3 separate regions of the Homo sapiens genome follow, and all the other regions are linked to region 1. A link is an interaction called in ENCODE POLR2A ChIA-PET data of the cell type or tissue named here. Cell type or tissue: CD4-positive, alpha-beta T cell. All regions are shown on one strand. Links, peaks and the distances in the headings refer to the core of each region. The heading gives the core; the rest is flanking DNA.

Evidence for each region. Peaks named below come from ENCODE experiments on the same cell type or tissue, not always from the same donor. Only the 100,000 strongest peaks of a DNase experiment are listed, where the experiment ranks them.
Region 2: POLR2A ChIA-PET joins it to region 1 with 15 read pairs; 18 of 35 experiments call an interaction of 5 or more read pairs at or near these places.
Region 3: POLR2A ChIA-PET joins it to region 1 with 62 read pairs; 21 of 35 experiments call an interaction of 5 or more read pairs at or near these places.

Annotation. Positions count from the first base shown.
Region 1 is chr17:76,179,071-76,185,067 of GRCh38, forward strand. The region is part of intron 2 of RNF157 (ring finger protein 157); the gene reads right to left. Among named protein-coding and RNA genes, the nearest start is that of FOXJ1, 41 kb to the left of the region's middle. In CD4-positive, alpha-beta T cell, for the core only: CTCF peaks have their summits at 988, 1,198, 3,293 (motif pointing left), 3,492 and 1 weaker place; DNase peaks (open chromatin) are centred at 1,001 and 3,291; H3K27ac peaks cover 1,665 bases.
Region 2 is chr17:76,244,030-76,249,573 of GRCh38, forward strand. LOC105371896 (a long non-coding RNA gene) reads right to left here. Exons shown (of 6, transcript XR_007065913.1): 6 at 1-465. Among named protein-coding and RNA genes, the nearest start is that of RNF157, 6.3 kb to the left of the region's middle. In CD4-positive, alpha-beta T cell, for the core only: no CTCF peak of the experiment used is centred there; DNase peaks (open chromatin) are centred at 232 and 2,602; H3K27ac peaks cover 992 bases.
Region 3 is chr17:76,118,873-76,124,869 of GRCh38, forward strand. LOC101928447 (a long non-coding RNA gene) reads right to left here. Exons shown (of 4, transcript XR_001753019.2): 2 at 5,118-5,252; 3 at 1,992-2,106; 4 at 1,464-1,582. Among named protein-coding and RNA genes, the nearest start is that of EXOC7, 18 kb to the left of the region's middle. RefSeq lists a silencer at 2,452-2,921. In CD4-positive, alpha-beta T cell, for the core only: CTCF peaks have their summits at 2,755 (motif pointing right) and 3,034; DNase peaks (open chromatin) are centred at 2,739, 3,209 and 5,090; H3K4me3 peaks cover 452 bases.

The DNA of each region.
Region 1 (5,997 bases), core at 563-5,562:
GCACCATTACTAAGTTATATTTAAGACAAAAGGTGTATCCTGGCCGGGCACAGTAGCTCACGCTTGTAATTCCAGCATTTTGGGAGGCTGAGGCAGAAAGATCGCTTGAGCTTAGGAGTTTTGAGACCAGCCTGGGCAACATGGCGAGACTTTGTCCCCACAAAAAATGTAGAACTTAGTCAGCATGGTGGCACACACCTGTAGTCCCAGCTACTCAGAAGGCTGACGCAAGAGGATCACTTGAGCCCAGGAGATTGAGGCTGCAGTGAGCTATGATAGCATCACTGCACTCCAGCTTGGGGGAGAGAGTGAGACCATCCCAAAAAGGAAAAAAAAAGAGGCCAAGCGTGGTGGTTCATGTCTCTAATCCCAGCACTTTGGGAGGTCGAGGTGGGCAGATCACTTGAGGTCAGGAGCTTTGAGACCGGCCTGGCCAACATAGCGAAACCCCATCTGTACTAAAAATACAAAAATTAGCTGGGTGTGGTGGCACAGGCCTGTAGTCCCAGCTACTAGGGAGGCTGAGGCAGAAGAATTGTTTGAACCCAGGAGGTGGAGGTTGCAGTGAGCTGAGCTCATGCCACTGCACTCCAGCCTGGGCAACAAGCGAGACTCTGTCTCAAAAACAAAAAATAAGTATCTTATTTCAACCTAAAACCAGAGATCTCACTCATATGCTAACAGGTAAGTATGAAAGGAAAGAAAACTAATGCCTTCTTGGGACCAAGAAAGATGAAGCTCAGAACAGATTCAGGGCCAAGCATTTTTCTGAAGTACTCATGCACCAGTCCACTGTACTTAGCATTAGCAATCGTTTTCTCAGTTCATATCCACAGAGTTTCTGTTTTCTTTTTTAGAGTCTGCAAAGGGTAATTTTCTCAGCCCTAGGTCTACTGAGTAAGGGAGTGCATGGTGACAAGGAAGACCAGATAAAGTCTTTCTGATGTAAGCATCCTGGCATATCCGGAAACAGGAAGAGCTTCCTTTTCTGTCTTGCACACAACATGCCCCAGGTCCACAGACAGAGGGAGACTGAGAAGCTTTCTGATCTCTTACCTCAAGCTCAGTATGGATTTATAGAATGGCTTCCTGTTTCTCAGGTATCATTCTGGAGTAAATAAACCCTTAACAGCCTTATGAAGGACAACTAAATGCAGCTTCTAGAATCCTATTTCACTTTTTATAATGAAAACAGGCCTCAGATCAAGACTCATGAACAAAGAATGAAATTTGGTCTGCTCAGGGATTTGGGGACCAAACATTAAGTGTGAGTACCTTTACGACAGAAAAGCAAGGCACAGATCCCCCTAATCTATTCATCTAACCAGAAAACTCTGCCAAAAGAAAGCCCCTTTCATGGGGTAAAACTTGGGTAACCTGCAATTACAGCTTGGCAAATCATGAAAAAAGAGAATGTAAGGAAATATTTAACTGAGTATCTACTATGTGCCAGGCATTATGCTAGGTACTTTAGATAGATTCTTTTTGTCCCCCATTTTACTTTACATATTTTTTATCTTTATTTTTAAATTTTCGTAGAGATGGGGTTTTACTATGTTGCCCAGGCTGGTCTCAAACTCTTGAGTTCAAGTGATCTTCTCGCCTCAGCTTCCCAAAGTGCGGGGATTAGAGGTGTAAGCCACCACACCTGGTCTTTTTATTTTTATCTTGGTAAAATACACATAACATGAAATTTACTATCTCAATCATATTCAAGTATACAGTTCAGCGGCATTAAGTAACATTCACATTCGCATTATCGTGCGGCCATCACCGCCATCCAGCTCTAGTTTAGGTATGCTCTTATTTCACATTCTCGAAAGGAACAACATGCCTGCCCCTCTCACCAGCCTGTAAGTTCCGTGTGTATGCTGGAGGACAGTCCAACATGCCGGAGAAATACAGTAGCCGACTGAAAAATGAAGAATGTCAGTTAAACAAACTGACATTCTACAGATAAAGAAACCGAGACTCAAAAGATTCACGTAATCATCCAGGGTCCCAGAGCTAATGAGCAGCAGAACCACAATTTGAACCCAGGTACATCTGACTCCAAAAGCCATACTCTATTGCACTGCTTCTACTGTAGGGCAAGTCTACAGGCTCTTCTAATCCTAGGAGTGTTCCAGGGACCTGAGCAGAGTTCGGGGAGTCTGAAAGTTATACCATCATGGCAAACAGTACTGAATTCTGTGAAGGTTCTGGAAGCTAGCCAAAAATCTCCAATGGCGCCCTATGCTTAGATGGCAGTATGTACAAAATCATACCACGCACCACACTCCTTTCTATCTTTAACAGGAGTATCTAAGGTCTTCTTAGAGAAGAGCTTTCTTGGAGCACAGTATGACAAAATCTTTGTCTATAAGATCTAACAGTACCTGCAGAAGATACAAATGTACACTGAGGGCAGGGTGATGTCAGAGAACACTGCCAGCAGCCACAGCCACAATGGATACGTCAGTCAGCGTTTACCTTCCACCCAAGATGCTCAAAGATGTGTTACTGCCAGATAGTTCTAAAATATGGCGACTTCTTCACTAAATTGTTTTCAAAAAATGGTCGGGTGCGGTGGCTCACATCTAATCCCAGCACTTTGGGAAGCCGAGACAGGCAGATCACCTGAGGTCCAGAGTTTGAGACCAGGCTGGCCAACATGGTGAAACCTCATCTCTACTAAAAATACAAAAATCAGCTGGGTGTGGTGGCGTGTGCCTGTACTCCCAGTTACTCAGAAGGCTGAGGCAGGAGAATCACTTGAACCCAGGAGGCAGAGGTTGCAGTGAGCTGAGATCACACCACTGCACTCCAGCCTGGGTGACCGAGTGAGACTCTGTCTCAAAAAAAAAAAAAAAAAAGAATAAATAAATAAATAATTTTCAAAAAACAAAGACATTTACCCATTCATTCAGCACTCTCACTATATCCTGAGTACTGAACTAGGCCTGAGGGACACAGTGAAGAGTCAAGCAAACCTCTCTTAGTTCCATCTGTAAAGGGGCGTCAAGCTTGCATCTGGTGCCCTGCATGCTTGGATACAACATCCTCCTGGGACTGGGCTGCTGTGTCTGTCCTGAAGTAAGCCTGAATCTGAGAATAACTTAAATCCCAAACATCTCAAACCCAGAATGGAAGTAGAGTTGGGCTCAGCCAGAAGACCTCTTTTGGTGGACCTCAGGCGTTTGCTGACGAAGGCTCTGTGTGTTACGTGAGCAACTCCTCTTTGGCTTTTGACCCTGGTGCTCATCAGCTTCCTTTTACCAGCACATCACATCGGCAAAGCGCCACCTGGTGACGAAAGATGAAATTGCCAGACCATGCCCAAATGCAGGCCAGAAGGGTGCACGTGCATTCACATACACATGGGCACACACGCATTTAGTCTGTGTGTGTGTGTGTGTGTGTGTGTGTGTGTATCAATCACATGTCCTAGATTTTTTTTTTTACCATTCTGATTTCAAATATTACACTACTCCTACGGTTGTACTATTTTTGCTGTAAAAAAATATGGTCACAGTACATGTGAAAGGACATCTTACTCTGTGTGTAAATTATTAGGCAATTCCCAGTAGTCTACAAAAAAACACAATAATCCATTCATCCCATCCATAAAAATAAAGTTAACTTCAACATAAATCTTTTTTTAAAGTATATACTTTGTTTTCATTTGCTATTAGATTCAGGCCTCGTCTCATATATATATATATATATATATATATATGAGAGATATATATATGAGAGAGATATATATCCTATATATCCTATATATGATATATAGGATATATAGGATATATATATCCTATATATCATAATAATATGAAAACTATATTATTACCATCAATTCTCAGGTAAAGAAAGTATTGATATTGTATACTTCTGTTGGTTACTTTTCGCTCTTGTTGCCCTGGCTGGAGTGCAATGGCACGATCTTGGCTCACTGCAACCTCCGCCTCCCGGGTTCAAGCGATTCTCCTGCCTCAGCCTTGCTTCCCGAGTAGCTGGGATTACAGGCGTCTGCCACCATGCCTGGCTAATTTTTTTGTATTTTTAGTAGAGATAGGGTTTCTCCATGTTGGTCAGGCTGGTCTCGAACTCCTGACCTCAGGCGATCCGCCCGCCTCAGCCTCCCAAAGTGCTGGGATTCCAGGTGTGAGCCACCACGCCCGGCCTCACGTGGGAATATTTTTGAAAACTGCAGATCCCAGGGCCCTGTCACTAGAATTCTGATTCAGCTAGTTTGGGGTAGGAACTAGGAATCTGTATTTTAATAAACATTCCAACCAATTCTGATGCAGGTAGGTTAGAGACCCCACTGAAAGAAAAAATGCTGGTCTTCTGCAGCTAATAATATTTAATTATATACCAAAATAAATTCACATAAAGTTTTTTTTTGTTTTGTTTTTTAGAGGTAGGGTCTTGCTATGTTTCCATGCTGGAATGCAGTGGCTATTCACTGTGACCATAGTGCACTACAGCCTTGAACTACTGGGCTCAAGTGATCCTCCTGCCTCAGCTTCCCGAGTAGCTGGGACTACAAGCAAGTCATCACAGCTGGCTAATTTCTATCATTTCTTCCACATTAAAAAACATTTATGGATATAGAATAATTATAGCTTTCTACATTTATTAGCTGGGATTCTACTGTAAGGAAGAGCTGTCCTTTATCATTCAATTATTCAATTATTTCTTCATTTGTTTAATTATAAATTATGTATTTATGTAATTTATTTTATATTAATTTTTTTACTTAAGTAAAAACAAAAAACCCAAAATACCAAAAATATGCTTCCAAAGACAGGAAACCATTTTAGACAATTTATAATTAAAATAGCAAAGTACAGGCTGGGAGCGGTGGCTCACACCTGTAATCCCAGCACTTTGGGAAGCTGAGGTGGGCGGGTTGGTTGAGGCCAGGAGTTTGAGACCAGCCTGGCCAGCATGGTGAAACCCCGTCTCTACTAAAAACACAAAAAATTAGCCAGGCACAGCGGCACGCGCCTGTAATCCTAGCTACTTGGGAGGCTGAGGCAAGATAATCACTTGAACCTGGGAGGCAGAGGTTTCAGTGAGCCAAGATAGTGCCACTGTACTCCAGCCTGGGCGACAGAGCAAGACTCCATCTAAAAAAAAAAAAAAAAAAGCAAAGTACACATTTTGTATATTGGGCAGACATTTAATATTTATGCCAGAGAATCAAATAATAATTACTATAGAAACCAACACCTGGGGTCATATCAAAAACTCATTCATGGTACTACATAATCTCTTTTTTTATAGGGTTTTGTGTTTAAATTCTATTTCATTTTTATTTGATGCCTGGTTATTTTCCCAGCTTTCTCTGCTTCCCTTCTCCTGAGATACATAACGTGTCCAAGGCTTACCAGTGGATATTTTTAGACTGGTGATGGATCAGTGTTGGGGAGAGCAGCTTCGTATTTGCTTGAATGCTGTGAAGTGAATACAAATTTGCCTATTTACCCAGATTCATCCCTGAGACAGACTGATGTGCCTGCTGTAGATCAGAACAACAATGATCTATATTAACTGCAGTAAACCTCTTTTCACTAATTTTTCAACCAATCCTCATGGGGAGCCAATCACCAGCTTAGAATGAATGGTAATCACAAAGCTGACAAGATAAAAGATATTCTTTGTACCCAAATCAAAGATATGAGGGAGATAGCAAGAGAGTGTCACAGATGACCTTGCACACAAAAATGCTTTGTCTTCAGATTTGGCTATCAAAGAAATCAATCCAAGAAAGCACTCCATTTATAGTCTTCGAACTCCTCTGCTAGGTCTCTTGGCAGGAAGTACACAAGACCAACGTCATGGCTATATGACCTCCCACCTAATGTTGACCTTTTCCAAAATATTTAATTAAGCAATTGCACAGTTAAGCAATTCTCTCTGTTCACCTTAACAGGTGATAAGGGTACGAAAAACCTACCACAGAGTAAAGAACACATCATAAAATGGCATAGATCTTGGTAATGACCA
Region 2 (5,544 bases), core at 31-5,030, 64 kb after region 1:
GACACAGCCCTGCAGCACAGCATTCCTGAGGCAGCAGGGTTTGGGAGGCAAACCAGTATCTCAGGTGACCTGAAAGAGCTAAGAAAGGTCTCTGATTTTGGGACAGGAAGATGAGAATCTTGGCTGTTCTTAATGAGTACCAGCTCTCTCCAGAAGATAGGGCCCAATCAGCCACACATGGGCCCGATCCCTCTTTTAGTCCTCGACATGTGGCTTCGGTGGATTGAAGCCAAAACCACCAGCGGAGAATGTCACATCCTGCTCCAGATCAGTGGGCTAGGCTAACGTCGACAGAATAGTCTGATCCTAAATGCTTTGGGGCCCTGCAGATGGTTCCTCTGGCAACCTAAGGCTCTCTGTAGAGGAAAATAATCTTGTCCATTAGGAAATCCGCAATCAGGCTTTCATATTTTGCTTTTTGCTGAGTGTGAATTCCTCATTGTTAATTTCGTCCTCCACTCTGGGCTGCCAATAAAGAAGAGTTGTTCAAATGGATGCAGACTCCAGTCCAGTTTGTAGCCTATTAATCTATTTTTCAAGTTAAGACTAAAATGAAAGATGATGTTTACACGGCCCAATGTGTTGGGGATAAGGCGAAGTGAGTGGGGCACCCAGAATGTCAACTTTAAGTTCTCATTCTCAGCCACGCACAGTGGCTCACACCTGTAATCCCAGCACTTTGGGAGGCCAAGATGGGCGGATCACGAGGTCAAGAGATCGAGACCATCCTGGCCAACCCCATCTTTACTAAAAATACAAAAATTAGCTGGGCATGGTGGCACGCACCTGTAGTCCCAGCTACTCGGGAGGCTGAGCCAGGAGAATCGCTTGAACCCGGGAGGCGGAGTTTGCACTGAGCTGATATCAGGCCACTGCACTCCAGCCTGGCAACAGAGCAGGACACCATCTCAAAAAAAAGAACAGTTCTTACTCTCAGTGTCATGCAATTGCCTCACCTGCCTCACTCTGGTTCCAGCCCTGCTGCCCAGGCATCTGGCATTGGAGAAATGAGGGGCCCAAGACTCTATTTATGTTTACAGACTAGTTTGAAGAAATTGGGAGAGTCTGTTCTATTTTTTGTTGTTTCTATCAAATACCAGACCTTGTAAGCTTGGTTCTACCTGTTCACTTCTGCCTTCATTCTCTTCCTTGTTGGTCCTGCTCTTCTTTTGGCTTTGAGCTCACTCCACCTGGGACTACACATTCTGCATCCTAAAGTTGGTGTAAAAAGAATGTGCGGGCTGGGTGCAGTGGCCCACGCCTGTAATCCCAGCACTTTGGGAGGCCGAGGCAGATGTATCACCTGAGGTCAGGAGTTTGAGACCATCCTGGCCAACATGGTGAAACCCCGTTTCTACTAAAAATACAAAAATTAGCCAGGCGTGGTGGCACACGCCTGTAATCCCAGCTACTCGGGAGGCTGAGGCAGGAGAATCGCTTGAACCAGTGAAGCGGAGGTTGAAGCGAGTCCAGATTGCGCCACTGCACTCCAGCCTGGGGCCACAGAAGGAGACTGCGTCTCAAAAAAAAAAAAAAAAAAAGTGTGAGGCTAACATTTCAGCTTGGCAGGGCAGGCCTGGTAGCTCACACCTGTAATCCCAGTGCTTTGGGAGGCTGAGGTGGGAGGATTGCCTGAGCCCAGGAGTTCAGCACCAGCCTGGGCAACATAGTGAGATCCTATCTCTACAAAAAAAATATTTAAAAATTAGCTGTGCAGGCCAGGCGCGGTGGCTCATGCCTGCAATCCCAGCACTGGGAGGCTGACGCGGGTGGATCACGAGGTCAGTAGCTCAAGACCAGCCTGCCCAACATGGTGAAACCCTGTCTCTACTACAAATACAAAAATTAGCCAGGCGTGATGGCGCGCGCCTGTAATCCCAGCTACTCAGGAGGCTGAGGCAAAAGAATTGCTTGAACCCGGGAGGTGGAGGTTGCAGTGAGCAGAGATGGCGCCACTGCACTCCAGCCTGGGTGACAGAGCAAGACCCTGTCTCGAAAAAAGGAAAAAAAAGAACATTTCAGCCCAGCATCGACTCCAGCTGCCCTTCTTGGAGAAACAGACCAGACCAAATAGGCACAAAGCCCAGCGTCTGCCTCTTGCTACCTAGAAAAGGTAGAATGTGGAAGCGGCAGCGTGGTGACAGCCCCAAACCTTTCTTTAACAAAACAAATACTCACCTGCGGTTACTTAGATCAAAAGAAGAAAATAACAAACAGGGTTTCTTGAAAATGCCTGTCCTGGCTAGATGGTCAGATTTGGAAGGAATCTCAAAGGTACAGCCCCTCCCCTGACAGATGAGGCAGCTGCAACCTCTACAGGGTAAGGGGCTTGCCCAAGACCATACAAGTGGTAGCCATAGCTCAGAACCCAGGGATCCCTGGCTCCCTGTGCACTGGGTCTTGATATGGGAAGCTGGTGCTATGCTGGTTTTATCTCTCTCTGTCTCTCCTTGGTGAGCCATCTCCTACAGCTGTCATAAGAGGACAAGCCGACTTGAGGTTGAGCTCTGAAGCTCAACACAAGTGCACACACGTGTTCAGCTGTTGCAATATCAGTGTGAGCATGCAATCAACTGCACTCACAGGAAAGTTGTCTGTAACTGTGCTCAAGTCAGAATCAGAAAACCACTGAGCTCCTCTCAGCTGGAGACTCCCTGCACCCTCCCTCTGCTCTTCTGAAACTGGAGCTGAGGTCAGGGCTGCAGAACTGAACTGATCAACCAGTCACCTAACTCCTCCCAGGCACAGGAACCAAAGGGCTGCTGAGAAAAGAGAAATGAGAGGCCACTGAGGGTTAGGAGATCAGATTCTTAGCAAGTAGGTTAAAAGTGCCGTATGCATGCTAATAGTGTGTCCAGCTAAAGTCTGAGTGCCAGCCAAAGTCCACTACAGACAAGCAATTTGTTTACAATGACACATTTATTTCTGAGCAAATTGCTTGTTTATTTATGTGATAACTACTATCCTATTAGGGTATTTCAAAGACTGTGTGTTGATCCTGACAAAGTAATAAACAGAAATACCACTCACTGTTATGGTTCTCACAGTAAGCTATTGGAAGCCTTAGGTCTTTTTTACGCACCATGAGGTATATATTTATTACATTGTTAGCCGTATCCTGTTATCTTTTTTTTTTTTTTTAAGATGGAGTCTCTCTGTCACCCAGGCTAGAGTGCACTGGCCTGATCTCGGCTCACTGCAACCTCCACCTCCCAGGTTCAAGCGATTCTCCTGCCTCAGCCTCCTGAGTAGCTGGGACTACAGGCGCACGCCACCATGCCCAGCTAATTTCTGTATTTTTAGCAGAGACGAGGTTTCACCATGTTAGCGGGGCTGGTCTTGAACTCCTGACCTCAAGTGATCCACCTGCCTCGGCCTCCCAATGTGCTTGGATTACAGGCGTGAGCCACCACGCCTGGCCCTGTTATCTTTTATTTTATTATTATTTTTTATAATAATAATATATAATAAATATCTTTGTTTATAAAGATATAAATATAATAAATATAATAAACATATTTATTTTTTGTTGTTGTTGTTGTTGAGACAGAGTCTCATTCTGTCGCCCAGGCTGGAGTAAAGTGGCACGATCTTGGTTCACTGCAACCTCCGCCTCCCTGATTCAAGAGATACTCATGCCTCAGCCTCCCAAGTAGCTAGCTAGGATTGTAGGCATGCGCCACCACGCCCAGCTAACTTTTTGTATTTTTAGTAGAGACGGGGTTTCACCATGTTGGCCAGGCCAGGCTTAAACTCCTAGCCTCAGGTGATCCACCTGCCTCGGCCTCCCGAAGTGCTGGGATTACATGAGTGAGCCACTGTGCCTGGCCCCTGTTATCTTTTATATTCCAAGATGAAATCTGTGTATGAAAAGAGGTCTGGTAATTTCATTAGCTTCCTCTCTGGTTTTCCTATTTTCCTACCTCTTGGTCTTCCTTCCCCTTATCCATTCTCTAAATTATTCTCAGGTTAGCGTCACCAATATACAGCTGTCATCATGTTACTCCCTTATCTATATACTTTCAGTGGCTCCCTGTTACCTTACAGAAGACAGGTGCTTCATCCCTGAGCCCTTTCCTCTCTCTGCTTCCCAATAAACACCTGCTCATACCCCAAATGCAGCTTATCATTCCTGCTCATGTATGAGTTTTTTGTTTTTGTTTTGTTTTGAGACAAGGTCTTGCTCTGTCACCCAGGCTGGAGTGCAGTGATGCAATCACGGCTCACTGCAGCCTCCACCTCTCGGGATCAAGCGATCCTCCCACTTCAGCCTACCGAGTAGTTGGAACTACCAGCATACAGAACCACTCCCAGCTAATTTTTGTATTTTTGGTAGACACAAAACCCCTTTTATAGAAGGAGTTTCGCCATGTTGCCCAGGCTGGTCTCAAACTCCTGGGCTCAAGCGATCCACCTACCTTAGCCTCCCAAAGTGCTGGAATTACAGGCGTGAACCACTGCGTGTGGCTCCCGCTCATGTTTTTGCTCACAAAAAAACCCTTCCACTTGTGCCCTTTCCATTCCTGTCTGCCAAGGTGAATTCCACTCAGCTGAAATCCTGCCTCTTCCATGAAGCCGCCTCTGAGAACTGCTGCCAATAGGTGGCTCTTCTTTCTCAGAAGTTCTATTGCATGAATTATTTTCAGTATAACTTGATATTTATGTGCAAGATGCCCTCAGTCTACAAAGGCAAAAGACATATACAGTTGTCCCTCTGTATCTATGGGGGATTGGCGCTAGATACCAAAATCCTTGGATGCTCAAGTCCCTGATATGAAATGGCACAGTATTTGCATACAACCTACTATGCACAATGTCGGGTAGGCTTTAAATCATCTCTAGATTACTTATAATACCAAATACAATTCAAATAGTTGTATTACCTTTTATTGTATTATTTTTCATTGTTTCTTTTCTAATTTTTTTTTTTTTTTAAACAGAGTCTCGCTCTGTCAACCAGTCTGGAATGCAGTGTCACAATCTCGGCTCACTGCAACCTCTGCCTCCTGGGTTCAAGCGATTCTCCTGCCTCAGCCTCCCGACTAGCTGAGATTATAGACATGCGCCATCACGCCTGGCTAGTTTTTGTATTTTTGGTAGAGATGGGGTTTCACCATGTTGGCCAGACTGGTCTCAAACTCCTGACCTCAGGTGATCTGCCCACCTTGGCCTCCCAGAGTGCTGGGATTACAGATATGAGCCACTGCGCTCAGCCTCTTTTCTAATGTTTTTGATCCATGGTTGATTGGATCCATGGATATGGAACTCAGGGACTTGAAGGATCAACTTCATAAAGCTCTAGAGTCAAACAGAGCAAAGTTCAAAATCCAGGTCTTCCATTATTGGCTGTGTATCTGGGAAAGTTCTTTGACTTCTCTGAGTTCATTTATGCTTCATCCATGAGAACATCTAAGAGCTCTTTGAACATTAAGTTAGCCAAAGCATGTGCAGCCCTCACACAGTTCCTGACATACAGCGGGTGCTCAATGAATGCTAACTTTTTTAATTAAAAAAAAAAAAAAGCTGGCTGGGCATGATGGCTCA
Region 3 (5,997 bases), core at 393-5,392, 60 kb before region 1:
TCTTTCATGGTTTTTTATTTTCCCCCCTCCTAAAAAAAGTCCTGGATAGTCTACTTTTTTTTTTGAGACGGAGTCTCGCTCTGTCGCCCAGGAGGGAGTGCAGTGGCGTGATCTCGGCTCACTGCAAGCTCCGCCTCCCGGGTTCACGCCATTCTTCTGCCTCAGCCTCCCGAGTAGCTGGGACTACAGGTGTCCGCCACTACGCCAGCTAATTTTTTGTATTTTTAGTAAAGATGGGGTTTCACCGTGTTAGCCAGGATGGTCTCGATCTCCTGACCTCGTGATCCGCCCGCCTCGGCCTCCCAAAGTACTGGGATTACAGGCGTGAGCCACAGCGCCCGGCCTGGATAGTCTACTTTTGTTCTTTTTTTTTCAGGTGAACTTTAAATTCATTTTCACAGCTACAAATTGAATGTCCCCTAAGCAAACTGGTTTGAATTCAGGTCCTTATAGAGTCTGGGGCATCACTGAGGAATCATGCCTGCTTGAGGGGTGGAGGCAAAGTGTGAGCAAGGTGAGGGGGTGCTGGAAGCCAGAAGCTTCCTGCGGAGCCTGTGAGGTGCCCACAGAGCAGGGTCCACTGCCCGGAAGGATCACTGGACCTCACAGGCAGAGCTGGAGGGAGGAAAGGCTAAGCCAGCAGAAGCCCCGCTGGGGGAGATCAAAGACAAGCATGGGCAACAGGTCTTCACAGCTGAGTGACACAAACAAGAGGGGTGCCGGGCCAGGGCTGATGGAATTGCCATGCGTGACCAGAAGGCTCAGCGGGGCCTCTAAAGGGCACCTCCCCAGCACCTGGCCTTGGCCCGACCCAGAGGGTGTTCAGGGTACCCAGTAAATCTATGATGAGCAAATAAACAAGTGCATGAAGGCTAACTCCAGGAGGAGGAGGAGGGGCGAGGAAGGAGGATCAAAGGGATGGCGTACACGTCCCAGGGAAGGCAAAGTGAAGGAGGTCGGGGTGCAGTATTTTTTTTTTTTGAGACAGAGTCTCACTATGTCACCCAGGCTGGAGTGCAGTGGCACGATCTCGGTTCACTGCAACCTCTGCCTGCTGGGTTCAAGCAATTCTCCTGTCTCAGCCTTCCGAGAAGCTAGGACTACAGGCACCCACCACCATGCCCAACTAATTTTTTTGTATTTTTAGTGGAGACAGGGTTTCACCATATTGGTCAGGCTAGTCTCGAACTCCTGACCTCAAGTGATCTACCTGCCTTGGCCTCCCAAAGCGCCGGAATTACAAGCGTGAGCCACCAAGCCCAGCCGAGGGTGCAGCTTTTGAGGCAACTGAGAGCCTCTTTGACCTGAGAATCACAGCAACATACTTGTGGGCAGCAGAAACACCCAGGCCAGGAGATACATTGGGAGGAATCTTTATCCCTTCCTGCTTCTCTTGTGGCCAGAGACCTGCACACTCTGTCCCACCCCCACACCTCCCATACCAATTTCTCAGCTTACCCAAGGCAGGTTCCAGGAGAAGGCTGTGGGGCAGGAAGGATTTGGGCTCTGAGATAGGTACTGCGGACACATGTTCCCATGGGAGAATGTTGCACGTGGCAGCTGATTTCTGTCCAAATCACAGCTGAATGGCAGAGTGGAGGAAAAAGAACCCAGGTGTGAGGCCAGACAGGCCCGTCTGATCCCAGCCCTGCCCCTAATTAGCCCTGTGACTTCTGAATAACACACCACAAAGGCCCCTTGGATTTGAGGTAAATTAAGTGACATGGCGCATATAAAAGGCCTGGTACCTAGTAGGTGCTCAAGAAATGTTAGCCGGTGCCCACTCCAGTTCTTCCCTGGCCTTTCCAGCTGTAGTTGGAGTACGTTAGGAACAAAATCGGCTTCTGCAGCTAATGATCACTGCTTAGAAATGTGTTCTGAGTTCTGATCAATTTATCCAGAACCCGTGGAACCCCTCACCTCCTCTTATCTGCCCCCAAACAGTCCTGAGTCATTGACAGCATCTTGAACCTCCTGGCCCCTGGACTCACCCAGTGAGGCCATTCGTGAAGATCAAAGAAACGAAATCACCAGGCAGTGATACCAGGGCTGGATAGTCACCTTCTGGCACCTTTTAGACATCTCTCTGCATCTTGGTCTTTCCTTCTGCAAGGACAACAATATTACAGCCCCCCAACCCTCCCCAGGCACTCACTACAGGAGATTAGCGTTACAAAGGCTCAGAACGGTGCCGGGAACATGGTGGCCCCAGGAGGGATTCTGCTGGTTCTGCAAACCCCACCGCAGGAAGACTTCCTGGCTTGTAAAATGAAGGAAAAGCAACCCATCAGGCGCTTGCCACTCACTGCCTGGCTGTCCTAGGCCATGGCCCCTTATCTGCGCCACACACACACACACACACACACACTACACACACACACACCACACACATCACACACACACACACACACACACACACACACACACACACACACACACACACACACACACACACACACACTTCTCCCCCTCTCCCTCACCCCTCCTGGCTCGACAGGGGAGGAGCTGGGAGGGCCTGTCCCCTGTCCCCCTAGCCCAGCCTTAGCCCCTATTACCGGAGGCCTCCGCTTTCTAGAACCCCGGGAGGGGCTTCGTGGACGTGGCTGTGCCGCAGGGGGGCGCCCTCCTCCCGCCGTGCTCGGGGGTCGAACCCCGAGCGCTCCGGGAGGGCTTAAGCAGGCGGGGAGGTGAGGCGAGCCCGGGCCGGGCCGGGCCAGGCCGGGCCGCGAGGGGGCGCCCCACACCACCCTTGGCCTCCACCGCGCTCGCGCAGCTGGAACCTCCGAGAAGGCCCAGGGTGCAGAGGAAGGGAGAGGCCCAGGGGCCAGGGTCATGGGTGGGGACAGAACGGGGGCAGGAGGGGGCGCTGAAGAGGGAGGGAACGTGGAGATGGAGGGGAGGCAAACAACGAGGGGGCATCCAGAGGGTCCCGGGAACGCGACCTGGGGGTTGGACAGGAAACCAGGGGTCGGGGCAGCCTGCTGGGGGCGTCTCGTGCCCCCCACCCTCCATTCCTCTGAACCAGTCCGGAAGGGGGGTTCGGCTGGCAAGCCGCGGTGGCGTCAGCCTCTGGCACCCGCTGCTGCCCGGCCCGTGGCTCCAGGCAACCGGGGACGCTGCGGGGGCTGCGCTGGGCAGCGGGTGCGGGTGCGGGCGCCCCCCATCGCGGGCCCAGGCGTTCCCCCAGCAGGCCCAGGAGCCCCCACGGGTCCAGGTGCGCCCCTGAGGCCTGGCTCCCCTGGGGCCGCGTGCCCGGAACGTGACTCAGCGCTTTCTCCGTGCCGGGCTGCGGTGGGGAGCGGGACGGAGGCGAGTGGCGCTGTCCCCAGGAAGGGCCCCGCACAGGCCCCCGCCAGGCGGGATCTTTCCCGGGTCGGGCAGGTTCGTTCATTTGTTCACGAACTCAGCGTCAGCGAGGCAGGAAGCGGGAAGAGAGAGGAGACCCCGGATAAGAAGATGGTGCTGTTGGAAACATTTGGGAATTTGGGGTGCGCTGCAGGCCTGGGTCATCCAGGCCACAGGAGAGGCACAGGGCTGCGGCCTGGGTTGGGGGAACAGCCACAGCTGTGGGGCGTTTCAAGGAGGCCGAGGCACAGGCGTATGGACTGGATTTTGAAGGATGGGAGAAGGGGGCCTCAGGACAGGAACCGGCCTTATGGAAGGAAAGCTGGGAAGTAGGGAGGGGGCCGGGGGTGTCGGAGAGGACAGCTGAGTGTGGCGGGAGCGGAGGCAGAGCGGCCCTGGGGCCCCGGCGTCAGCTGAGGTTGCACTGTGTTTGGAGAGGAGCCTCGGAGGGGTGGGCTGCCTGGCAGCAGTGGCCTGGGGGCCGCAAATGAGGAGGGTGCAGTGCCTTGGGCAGTAAATTAGAAGACACAGGCTGCTGGCTGGGGGCGGGAGGGCACAGGGAAGCCCTGCCCGGGAGCAGGCCGAGAGCTAGGTTTCCACCGTTCCCCGCCAACCCCAAACTGAGGACCGATGGATCCTGCCCCTGCGGTGGGAAACCAGGAGGCCTCTTTCCCTGACTGGATAGCTGCCCTGAGGCAGGGGATTGAGTGAGATGACCCTGAAGGGAGTCCCCAGTGTGCTCTTGTTCTGTGGGCTTGCCTGTCGTTCACACTCACGGAAGGGTCCTCCTGTCTGCCTGAAATGAATGAATGAATGAGCAGAGATATCTCAGCGTGTATTCCCTGGGGGGACACCACACACACTTCCTTCTTCAATAAGGGCTTTTTAATGAGGCCAGGGAGGAGACTGGGCTGGAGGTGAGGCCTGGGCCCCTGAGGGCAGAGGGACAGGCGGGACAGGCCTGAGTTGCCTTGCTTTGCTTGCCTTCCTTCCTTCCTTTCTTTCTCTCTCTCTCTCCTTCCTTCCTTCCTTCTTTCCTTCCTTCCTTCTTTGCTTCCTTCCTTCTTTCCTTCCTTCCTTCTCTCTCTCTTCTTTCTCTCTCCCTTCTCTTTCTCGCTTTCTTTCGCTCTCTCCCTCCCTCCCTCCTTCCTTCCTTCTTTTTCTTTTTCAGAGTTTCACTCTTGTAGCCCAGCCTGGAGTGCAGTGAGCTGAGATTGCGCCACTGCACTCACTGCAACCTCCACCTCTCGGGTTCAAGCGATTCTCCTGCCTCAGCCTCCCAAGTAGCTGGGACTACAGGTGTGCACCACCACGCAAGGTTAATTTTTTTATTTTTAGTAGGGATGGGATTTCACCGCGTTGGTCAGGCTGATCTCGAACTCCTGACCTCAGGTGATTCTCCCCGCCTCAGCCTCCGAAAGTGCTGGGATTACAGGCGTGAGCCACCATGCCCAGCCTCCTGAGCTGCCTTTCTGATAGTTCCCCTCTATCTGCCCAGCTGGAAACTCTGGCTTTTGGATCTGGCTCTGCCAGTAAGTCATTGTGAGAATTAGGGTGCATCCTGCCACCCCCTATCCATGCCACCATGCTCTGCTGAGCACCAAGCATGTGCCATACCTGACTCCGGCCAGGTGCCACAGAGAACTGCACACTGCCCTCCCGGAGCTCCCAGTCCAGCAGGGGAGACACAGATGCTGCTGTGGTGAGTGGAGAGGTGGCAGACATCCACATAGGTCCCCCAGCAGGCAGTGCCCACGAGAAGCCAGCCTCACCTGTGCCACCGTCCTCAGAGCTGTGTCCTCTCTGTGCCTCATTTTCTTCAGCTATAGGTGACACTAGATGGCTCCTGAGGCCTCCTGCAGATGACAGGTGCTTGCTGCTGTCATTGAGGGGTACTCCAGCTGCTCCTGCCTCCCACAAAAGGGCAAACAGACAAACCCCACCTCCGGCTAGCACCCCTGAAGGAATCTGGGCCTGCAGCTCCTCAGGACCAGACTTGGAGCTGGGGTCTGCCAGAGGCCCAGCCAGCTGATGTGGTGTCTCCCAGAGCTCAGGGCCCAGCCAAGGTGCTTCCCCCAACAAACTTGAACCCCAGCCAGCAGCCAGGAGCCCCACAGTGGGCAGTCTGTGCTGGCAGCAGGCGAGGGGCACGGGTCCTGGGCAGGCAGGAACAGAGGCCCCCCGCACTTGTCCTCTGCCCTGGAGGCACTCACCAGGCTGCAGGGGTGAAGCAGGGAAAGGGATTGTGGTGGAGGTCATCCCCCAAACTGAGTTCTAGACCCACCAGCTCAAAGGGCTCAGGGTCAAGGGTGGACCATGGGATGTGGGCTTTCTGGAACTCTGGCCAGCTAGGGGCAGAGCGAGTGTCCGGGGACCCCCAGCCCCAACTCTGCTCCAGCCAGGCCCGCTCTTCTGTGAGAGAGGTGGCATTGCCAGAGCTGATGTTGGTTCAGGTACCAGCCTGGGGATCCCGATGTGTCTTACCAACCGCCTGCTCAAACAGAAGAGCCAAAAAGGCTGGCACAAGTTCTGCCAGGATGGCGATGCAGGGAGGACCCTCCCTCTGCAGGTGTCACCAGCCGCACTGAGAGAAAAGGCTCGCGCCTGAGTTTTAAGACCTGGGCTTGGATGGCACGGTGACACGCACCCCGC